Regions from separate parts of the Homo sapiens genome. Here region 1 is linked to region 2. Evidence: read pairs that join two places in POLR2A ChIA-PET (ENCODE). Cell type or tissue: OCI-LY7. All regions are shown on one strand. Each heading gives the region's core, and the rest is flanking DNA. Links, peaks and the distances in the headings are about the cores only. Region 1 has its middle 33 kb from the start of LIX1-AS1. Region 2 has its middle 12 kb from the start of LNPEP.

Evidence for each region. ChIA-PET counts read pairs that join two places held together with the same protein. Peaks named below come from ENCODE experiments on the same cell type or tissue, not always from the same donor. Only the 100,000 strongest peaks of a DNase experiment are listed, where the experiment ranks them.
Region 1: POLR2A ChIA-PET joins it to region 2 with 7 read pairs; 3 of 35 experiments call an interaction of 5 or more read pairs at or near these places.

Annotation. Positions count from the first base shown.
Region 1 is chr5:97,037,762-97,043,144 of GRCh38, reverse strand. No RefSeq gene overlaps it. Among named protein-coding and RNA genes, the nearest start is that of LIX1-AS1, 33 kb to the left of the region's middle. RefSeq lists a silencer at 1,754-1,954. In OCI-LY7, for the core only: no CTCF peak of the experiment used is centred there; no DNase peak of the experiment used is centred there.
Region 2 is chr5:96,921,419-96,926,801 of GRCh38, reverse strand. It overlaps a transcript of ERAP1 not described here. Among named protein-coding and RNA genes, the nearest start is that of LNPEP, 12 kb to the left of the region's middle. In OCI-LY7, for the core only: no CTCF peak of the experiment used is centred there; DNase peaks (open chromatin) are centred at 2,521, 2,751 and 3,731; H3K4me3 peaks cover 1,203 bases; H3K27ac peaks cover 2,563 bases.

The sequences.
Region 1 (5,383 bases), core at 95-5,094, 120 kb before region 2:
ACGAACAGAGGGAGACTCCTGGCTGAGGAATGCATGTCCCCCAGACCTGCCCCGCTCAAGATGGTGTGTTGCCATTGAAACAGGCTTTAACACCACCAGTTTCATAGCTTGAAACCTCCCCTGGCAACACCCTTCACTTCTGTTCCACATGAACCCCAATGCCCTTGACTGTCTACCACCCACCACGCAGGCTGTGTTTATAAAACCCAGGTGGCAATTTCCCGGCCTGAGCCAGCTACTCACATTAGAGTCAAGTCTCGGGTACCCACCGAGCTCAGGGCCTGATGCATAGTGGACAGATCACAATATTTGTTGAATAAATCATCCATAAAAATATTTTAAAAGTATGCCTTGGCTTTCCTCTTCCACCAGTTCAATTTATGGCTACTTTCTCTCACCCCAAGTCCAGATGGGGTCAGATATAAGCCAATTTTCTATTAGTGTGGAAAAACACAGCTAGGAAGAAAAATCTGTTGCCAATCTAGACAGGCAGATAAAGATTTCTAAGAACATTTGTTTGAAATAAATAGTTGATAAACTGCTTGTTTGTGGGAAGGGGTAAGACTCCAGGGAGCATGTCCAAATAGCAAAAGGCCTCCAAACCTTGGGGCCAGCTGCTCACTACAGGCCATTAGTTTTGTGGAGCTTTTGATGTGCTTGGCCAAACATGTCTGGATGTAGATGCTGAGACACTGGGATGTCTAGGGGCAAGAGTGACAGGTCAGCAAGGCCTGGGTGTGTGTGTATGTGTAATTTGGGTGAGGAGCACACAAAAACATCCCCCAGAAATGGCAACGTAAAGGAGAGGCTCTGGAGAACAGAAATACAAGTGAGGATGACACTGTTACAGCATGTGAGAGTAACTTCCCTTGTAGACTCTCCTCTGGGTACTACCTTGGAGAAAACCTATATTGCTCGGCAGTGCTTTGGCTTTAGTGCATTTTGTGGAAAGGAATCTTGAAGAGGTGCTAAGTTCCAAGTCTAGGTTTGCTCAAGGCAAAAAAGAGACTACAGACATGCATGCGGGGCTGAAGAGGACCAACTACATTCAGGTTATGCCTCCTCCATAAAGCAAGTGAAATCAATGGTTTTAAAATTGTTTAATATTGCCTCTTTTCCCATGCCTGTAGACTTCCTTAAGTTCCTGTCCTTCTGGCAACAGAAGGGGGTCTGTTGAAAAATAGGAAAGACGCTGGGCGTGGTGGCTCAGGCCTGTAATCCCAGCACTTTGGGAGGCTGAGGTGGGAGGATCACTTGAGTTCAGGAGTTCAAGACCAGCCTGGGCAGCATAGAGAGACCACTGTCTTTATACAAAATTTTAAAAAGTTAGCCAGGCATGGTAGCACACACCTGTGGTCCCAGCTACTCGGGAGGCTGAGATGGGAGAATAGTTTGAGCCCAGGAGGTCGAGACTGCAGTGAGCCATTATCATGCCATTGCACGCCAGCCTGGGTGGCAGAGTGAGACCCTGTTTTTTTTTTTTTTTTAAAAAAAAGGAAAAGAAAAACAAGAAAAATAGGAAAGGATGTCAGTCTGCTCTCAAAGTCCAGGGTTCTGTGGCTGAGGACTGAAGGCCTTATCTCGGGCTGATTTCAAACTACAGTCATGCATTGCTTGCTGATTTCATCATGGTGCAAACAACACAAATCTTGATGGTTTAGCCTACTACACACCTAGGCTATATGGTATAGCCTATTGCTTCGCTCCTAGGCTACAAACCTGTATAGCATGTGACTGTACTGAATACCATAGGCAACTATAACACAATGGTATTTGTGCATCTAAATACATCTAAACATAGAAAAGGTACAGTAAAAACAGCGTAAAAAAAGATTTTTAAAATGGCGCAGCTGTGTAGAACACTTACCATGCATGGAGTTTGCAGGATTGGAAGTTGCTCTGGGTGAGTCAGTGAGTGAATGTGAAGGCCTAGGACATTACTGTACCCTACTGTAGGCTTTATAAACACTGTACACTTAGGCTACACTAAGCTTATAAAAGAATTTTTCTTTCTTCAATAATAAATTAACCTTACCTTGATGTAAACTTTTTAATCGTTTAAAATGTTTTGATTCATTTGTAATAACACAGTTTAAACACACACTACAGCTGTACAAAATAATTTTCTTTATATCTTATTCTATGTTTTATATTTAAAATTTATTTTTAAACTTTTTTTGTTAAAAACTAAGACAAAACCAAACACATTAGCCTAGGCCTACACGGGGTCAGGATCATCAAGATGTCACAAGGCAATGGGTATTTTTCAGCTCCATTATAGCCTTATGGGACCATCATTGTGGCACATGACTGTACTTCAGGAAAATGGTTCATTTTCACCTTCTACCTGTAGTCGGCGAAGCTTAACGTTTATATTCTTTTCATTCAGCTCATCAACCATTATGGCAGCTGTTACTTTACCAATGCTAACCACCCTCCGTCCTTCCTGAGATTCCCTTTGGTGGTGAGTGTCTGAACCTTCTGACATTAGTATCTTCCACCTGAGAGAGATTACTTCAATGTAATTCACTTCATTTAAACATTAAAAAAAATGCTACTCTTTTGAGATCATGTTATTTGAATCATTCACAGCATCATTAAATGTAAAAGTGAAAACATTAGGATAGTTTAATTTAGCTCTGCACTCAACATTAATGAAACACCTCTTTCAACAGCAAACTCGAATACTCTCTTCTCCAAAGAAGCAGTATCCCGCAGGCAATTGCACATCATTTGTCTCAAAAATGATGCATATAAACTGTGTCTAATCTAAAAACATATACAAATTTAACATATAATGTTATATCATGTGGGATTTTAGCTCAAGCATAACTTCTAATGCCCTTAATCTGTAAAAGGAGGAAATTTAGACTAGGTCATGTGGAAGAAGTTTTCCTTCTAGCACTAATAATCCCAGGTCCTAAAGTATTTGGCCAATTTCTCTCCATCATGCCATCTAATGCATAAGTTGCAAACAATTTTTTTTCTAGCTAGAATAGAGACTTAGGCATGCTTGATTCATTTGCATGCTTAGGCAAATAAACTGAGAGAAGGAAAGGAGTATTTGTGGAGCACCTACGAAGGACCAGGTGTATTTTCCTATATACCTGTTCTTCATGTTATTACTGCAAAGTAGATATGCTTTGCAGATTAGTCAAGAGTCAGGATTTTGTTTTGTGTCTACTTTTAATTAACCAAATTCAGTGACAGCCAGAATTAACTTCAGTTGTAAAACCTATATAACCACATTTTTTCTAATATAATGCCTCTCAAATAAAATCTTTGCATATTTAAGGCTTAAATAAAAAGCATATTAGACTAAAATTATTTTTGTAATTTCCTAACTGGCAAGTTATATACCTTATTCAATTTTAAAAACTCATATCCATCTGTAGCTGAAGATATTAATATCCATACACCTCATTAAGCGCTGAGAGTTTTAACAATGACAGTTGATAATTACTCTGCCTGGGCCCGGCAATATACTAAACAATTTATAGGTTCTTTTATTTAATGCTAACAACCCTGCAAGGTAGGTAGGTAGGCACTATCTCAGTTTTATAAATGGAGGAAACTGAGGCAAACAGGAATTAGTAACAACTCTCTAAGTGGAAAATGATTGAACCAGAAATCAATTCTAGTTCTGACTGATACCAGCCTAATAGCCTTTCAAGTATTTAAATTTCTTGAAATTGTTACCTTTTGTTATGTGATAATAGTAATATTCCAATAATTTTGCTGAAGTTAAAAATTACAGAGGTCTTTGAGGAAAAAAAATGAAGACATAAACAGCCACTAAACCCATAGGGCAGCCCATGTTCAATCCTGCATGTAGGACCCAAAGATCTTTTCAGCTGCATTCACATAGAAGAGCAACAGCATCAGAAACTGCTGAACAAAAGAACTTTCAATTTCCCACATTTGGTTTGTACACAAATGACACTTTAATAAGCAACACACTGACAGCCCTAAATTGTCTTTCCTATGCTGAAGTGGCCTCTGGTATGTTCCCTGACTTCCTTTCAAACTATTACCTCCTGGTGCTGCCTGCTGGTCAACAGTTCAACTCTGATGACTGCTATTTTATTATCACATTAGGTTCTTCTTTTATAAACACAAATGGGAATAGGAAAGCAAGAATCAAACTTATTCTGTGTAAGCCAAGGTCCTGATTATTCAGCTCAGCCAACAACAGAAATTACAGGGGTACCCAAAGTGCATTTCAATTCAACTGGACTTTGGCCAGTTGAATGGAGGTCATCCATGAAGAGAAATGATAAAAGTAAACAAGCACAGAGCATTGGGAACATATCAATTATGGATCTAGTAGGTGGGTGAAATTAACGACTTAAAAGTATGTTTTTGCCCTCTAGCAGAAAACCACCTCTTTAAGCATGTAAGTCAACTGTTCAACTTGCACACAAGTTTTAGTAAACACCAGAGCCTTTGTGTGTGTGTTGGCGGTGGGGGGTCGGGGGGCTTTATGTAAGAACAGAAGAAGCAAAAAGAAGATACAACTGAATCATTCTTCTGTACCATGGGTTCTAAAAATAATTTAGAAAAATAGGTTATTGTTACTCTCCATCCAAAAAGTCTATCAGAATCAAAGTGTTCTTTACATTTATAATGGGTTTTAGTTCAATTGTTTACTGCTGGTATCTGTGAATTAAAAAGCACAAAAAATTTAACCAGAAGCTTCTGATCAAAACTTCACAATTTTAAGAACATTTCCCCTATATATTAGTAATGATCATTATAAGAGATTTTAAAAGGGCATGCATCAAGGTTTTGTGTCCTCAGAAATAGGATTTTGGGTATGGGAGTTAAGACTTACTTTGCCTTCAAACGCCCACCTAACAATTACTGTAAAAGAATACTTATTCTAGTTCATATATCTGGAAGCCTAAGAAATTCTCAGTTCTTCCTCAAGGCTACTCATGCAGACAGAACCAAGAAACTCCTTTTGTAGACCTGACCAGGAATGTAACCGTGGCAGTGTGCCTCTAAAAAGGTGCACTCATACTCCTACTTATATGTGAATCAACGCAAGGGGTATTTCCCTGATAACATCCAATGTCTCACCTTCAAAGTAAGACAGCGTTCCTTGGTTTCACTGGCATACGACACGTATGACATTTCTCACACTGATTTAGGTACTGTATGACTACTGCATCAGTTGGCTACTTAGGTGACCTGAGTGTTTACAAGAACTGCTTTAGTCCAAAAAGTAAATAATGGTCCTGATGGAGCTCCCGTGACTGTTAGCTATCCGCCCTATGCATCCACTCAAAGTTTTAACCCTAACCTCAGGGGACATTTGGCAATGTCTGGAGGAGAGGTTTTAGTTGTCACAGCTGGGGACAAGAGTTACTATTGGCAACTA
Region 2 (5,383 bases), core at 261-5,260:
TGAATGTTCATAGCTGCATTATTCACAATAGCCAAAAAGTATAAACAACACAAACGTCCATCAACTGATGAATGGATAAATAGAATGTGAAACATTTATATGTATAATAGAATATTATTCAACAATAAAAAGAAAGTACTGACATGTTAAAACATAGATGAACCTTTTAAAAATTATGTTAGGTGAAAGAAACCAGTTACAGAAGACCATATATTGTTATTATTCCACTTATTTGAAATGTATTGTATCATTCCATTTATATGAAATGTCCAGACTAGGCAAATCTATAGAAACAGAAAGTAGATTAGTGATTTCCTTAGACTGAAGGGAGGCAAGAATGGGAAGTGTCTGCTAATAAGTATAGGGTTTTTTGTTAGGGTGATGAAAACATTCTGAAATTGATCGTTTTGCTAGGCACTCAACCCTGTGACTATACTAAAAACCATTGAATTATAAACTTTAAATGGATGAATTTTATGCCATGTAAATTATATCTCTGATATAAAACTGATAAACTGATATATATGAAAGACTTGAGGTTATACTTTTTAGAAACCATAATAACAATGCTTGATTAAAATGAAACAGTAATGGCTGGGCATGGTGGCTCAAGCCTGTAATCCCAGCACTTTGGGAGGCCCAGGTGGACAGATCATGAGGTCAGGAGGTTGAGACCATTTTGGCTAACACGGTGAAACCCCATCTCTACTAAAAATACAAAAAATTAGTCGGGCGTGGTGGCACGCGCCTGTAGTCCCAGCTACTTGGGAGGCTGAGGCAGGAGAATCACTTGAACCTGGGAGGCAGAGGTTGCAGTGAGCCGAGATCACGCCACTGCAGCCCTGGGCGACAGAGCGAGACTCCGTCTCAAAAAAAAAAAAAAAAAAAAAGCAAATTATACTGTGAGTATCTCCATTCACCATTGCTCAAGCAAGTTTGTTTTCCCCCATCTGGTTGCTACTATTTAAAAAGGTACAGATTTCATTCAATTAAACACTAACCTATTTAGAAACAGAAATGCTATAGAAAATTCTACAGGTATAGATATATCATTTCCATTTTTTCCCAAATGGAACCCTAAGCCTACTAGAAATGCTTAGAAAGAAATCTTCACTCTGGAAGTCCAAACTGTGGTGACTGTTAAATTTCTTGAAGGAGCTTGTTAACAAAACAGATTTCTGGGCATTGTTCCCCGAAATTTCAATTCAGTTGGTCTGAGATATTGCCTAAAATCTGCATCTTTATCAAGTGATTGTGACACAGGTGGTCCTCAGATAATCCTGCACTGAAGGAATTCTAGGGTAAATAAGGAGCAGTGTGTTTAGTAGAAACTGCACTACATTTACTACAGGGTAAATGAAGGGCAGCCCAGGACTGAGGTGAGAGCCTGGGCCCTGGAGGTAGACTCTTAAGGGTTCAAATTCTGCCTCTGCCACTTCCTACCTCTGTGCCTGGGGCAAGTTCCCTGAGCTTCACTTTCTCCTTTGTAAAATGAGGACAAGTACCCTCACAGAGTTAGTGTAAGGATGAGACAAATTCACATAATTATACTTAGAACAGAGACTGGCACAAAGTAAGCACTAAAGATGTATTTGCTGTTACTATTGTATGTGAATTATAAAATTTAAATACCATGTAGATCACTTGCAAAGAAGTTTAGACTTGTAATAGCAAACCAATTTCTATAACGGTAACATATTCCAATCTGATCATTTAAAATAATGATGTGCTGGCAAACCAAGTTTTCGGTGTTGAGTTGGCATCTAAGCCCTAGGTTGGATGGGGCCTACCTAGGCCAGGAAGTGACTAGGATGATGGGCCTACCTATATAGCCATAAAAAGCAATCACAGCCTTTCTTCCATAAAAGTCAGAAGATAGAAAAAACATTTTTTGAAATGATGTGGGCCAGGCACAGTGGCTCATGCCTGTAATCCCAGCACTTTGAGAGGCCGAGGTGGGTGGATCACCTGAGGTCAGGAGTTCAAGACCAGCTTGGCCAACATGGTGAAATCCCGTCGCTACTAAAAATACAAAAATTAGCCTGGCATGGTAGCAGGTGCCTGTAGTCCCGGCTACTCGTGAGGCTGAGGCTGGAGAATCACCTGAACCCGGGAGGTGGAGGTTGCAGTGAGCCGAGATCACGCCATTGCATCGCTCCCAGCCTGGGCAACAGCAAGACTACATTTCAAAAAAAAAAAAAAATCTGTTAGCCCGAATTGTTATTGACTTGCTCTTTCTAGAGAGATGTTTATACTCTTGAATATTCTGATTTAGTTTTCCTTTTTGTTTGTTTCTTACAGCTATGCTAAAATAAAGCTTGCCCAAGGTTCACTCCCATAAAATGTGTCCTTGAGCTTTTTGTTTGTTTTTTAGCTTGAGAAGGTCCTATAATATTTGTGCTGAAAATTACATTTGACTATGATTCTTGGCTGACTCTCAGCTGATTCAGGTGCTTTTTTCCTCCCTTTGGCTGATGGTTGCCAGCACAGGCTGTCAGTCAGTCAGCACCATTTATGGAGGGCCCCTGGTGTGCAGGGCCTCAAAGAGACCTCAAAACAAAACAGGAGCTAACGCTTCACTTTTATGGCACATACAATCTATTGGGCCAATCAGGACAAGCACACAGGATACATACATAATACATGAAACATGACACAGACATATACCATCGTGTACTAGCAGGATCAGCCTGAGGCAAATTTTCCATTTCTTCCTCACTTCCAGGTGCTGCTTTACAGCCGACAAATATTTATCAAATGACATCTGTGTAACATCCTTGAGTAAGTGACAGATACTGCCCTTAATTTCCTCCTACCCAACCAGTACTTTCTAAGCTATTGGCCACTTTCCACAACTCACTCCCCAAGCCCGTCTCCCAACTTCAGGGTCCTCTTTCTCTCCTCAGGGCCCTTTGCTTAGCTAGCTATAAAGAAATATTAATTTTTTAAGATGTCACACTAAAGCATGACTAGTGAGTTACAATGTAATATTTTAACTTTTTATTAGTCCAAAGGAATAAATCTATAATGGTGAAATTATAAAAGAAAAGGCAACTGGATATTTTGACGTGTATGAAGTTTCTTTCTTTTTCTTTTTTTTTTTTTTTTGAGACAGAGTCTCACTGTGTCGCCCAGGCTGGAGTGCAGTGGCCTGATCTCGGCTCACTGCAAGCTCTGCCTCCTGGGTTCCCGCCAGTCTCCTGCCTCAGCCTCCCAAATAGCTGGGACTACGGGCGCCCGCCACTGCGCCCGGCTAATTTTTTGTATTTTTAGTAGAGACGGGATTTCACCGTGTTAGCCAGGATGGTCTCGATCTCCTGACCTCATGATCTGCCCGCCTCGGCCTCCCAAAGTGCTGAGATTACAGGCGTCAGCCACTACGCCCCGCCTGAAGTTTCTTTTTTTAGACAGCACGTTTTAGGTTTGGATTTGCAAGGCCAGCACTGTTGCTGTTATTTCTTTCCAGGTCCTCAGTGAGACCGAGGGGTCAACAAATAGTATGTTTCCCTTGGTCTTAAAATCCAAACAGCCAGGACCTGGCGTGGTGGCTCACACCTGTAATTCTAGCCCTTTGTGAGCCCAAGGCGGCAGGACGGGAGCTTGAGACCAGTGTGGAAAACATAGTGAGACCCCCATCTCTACAAAAATTAAAAAATAAAAATTAGACAGCCATTGTGGTGCACATCTTCAGTCACAACTACGTGGGAAGCTGAAGCAGGAGGATCACCTGAACCCAGAAACTGAAAGTTACAGTGAGCTACGATCGTGACACTCCAGCTTGGTCAACAGAGCAAGACCTTGTCTCAAAAAAAACAAAAAACAAAAAACAAAAAACAAAAAACATCCAAATAGTGAGGCCTCGCAGAGGCACAGTTGTTTGAAACTAGAAGAATAATATGCTCGTCCTACCTAATAATGGCTTCTCTGTAAGATATAAGTTATGCGCTTTGATTAGTAGTTGCATAACTTTTATCTACAGATAACGCACAACTTAGAACAAGAATAAATAAATACAAATCTTTAAATGCTATCCAGCCTCTTTCACTAACAACTTATTCATTGTTGCTTGAGTAACTCTAATTTAGTCTCTGAGTGTGAGTGAAGTTAACTCACCCGGACAGAGGGTCTGACAACTGCGAGCTCTGTCTGGTTCACATAGATTGTGCACAATTGTTTCAAACCAGATCTTTCTTTTGATTCCTATTAGCTCAAGTCTCTCTACCTGTTTGCCCCCAGCCAGCTAGAAAGCCCTGTTTGTCCTTCTACGACTCCTGCTTTTAGTCTTTGGCTCTACATCTGAAGATATGAATAGAAAGAAAATAAAATTATATGCCAGCAGTCTTATGTGCCCCAAGCCTCATCCTGGCCTTTTTCCATTTTTGAGTTTTAAAAGAGTGTTCTTTCTATCCTTTTCCCAACTCCAACTCAATATATTAGAGACGAGATAGAATTTGCAACTTAATTGACTAGAAAACAGTTTTTTTTGTTTTTGTTTTGTTTTTTTGAGACGGAGTCTCTCTCTGTCGCCCAGGCCGGAGTGCAGTGGCCTGATCTCGGCTCACTGCAAGCTCCGCCTCCCGGGTTCGTGCCATTCTCCTGCCTCAGCCTCCCGAGTAGCTGGGACTACAAGAGCCTGCCACCGCGCCCGGCTAATTTTTTGTATTTTTAGCAGCGACGGGGTTTCACCGTGTTAGCCAGGATGGTCTCGATCTCCTGACCCTGTGATCCGCCCGCCTCGGCCTCCCAAAGTGCTGGGATTACAGGCGTGAGCCACCGCGCCCGGCCTAGAAAACAGTTTTTAAAGCGGAATACAGTTTTAAAACTGAGAAAAAAATGTCCTTTGTATGTTTTCAGTATTTTCACAGACAATTTATTCTGGCCAACTCAAAATGAAGTTTATAATTTTAACTGTGGTATTCTTTGGATGACTAAAGGGACATACCAGGTGCTATTACTATGGGAATTCCTTACGGAGGAATGAGCCTGAAATATAGTATTGAAAGAAAGAAATATGACATAATTCAACAGAGGAAGGCATGAATTTTGAAGTGTGGGAAATCATGTGTGTAAATAACAAGATGAGAATTACTGAGTCATGTACTGAGAATAGAAAACCAGTTTCCTGACCTTCTCTGTCAGCATAGTAGAGGATTAGGACATCTGGAAGAAAGAAGAATACATTTGTAAAAGATCTTGAATTTATGGTTGGGAAGGAAAGATTGTAGAAACGAGTAAGAAATAAAATGTTTTTCTACCTTGTTTGTTAGTTAAGTATGCATTTCTCAGACTTTCTAAAGATTTCTCACTATGAATACTAAACATTTTCCTGATTTAAATCCTAAACAAATGATCTGTTTATACTGCCAGCTTTCTAAGTATAATG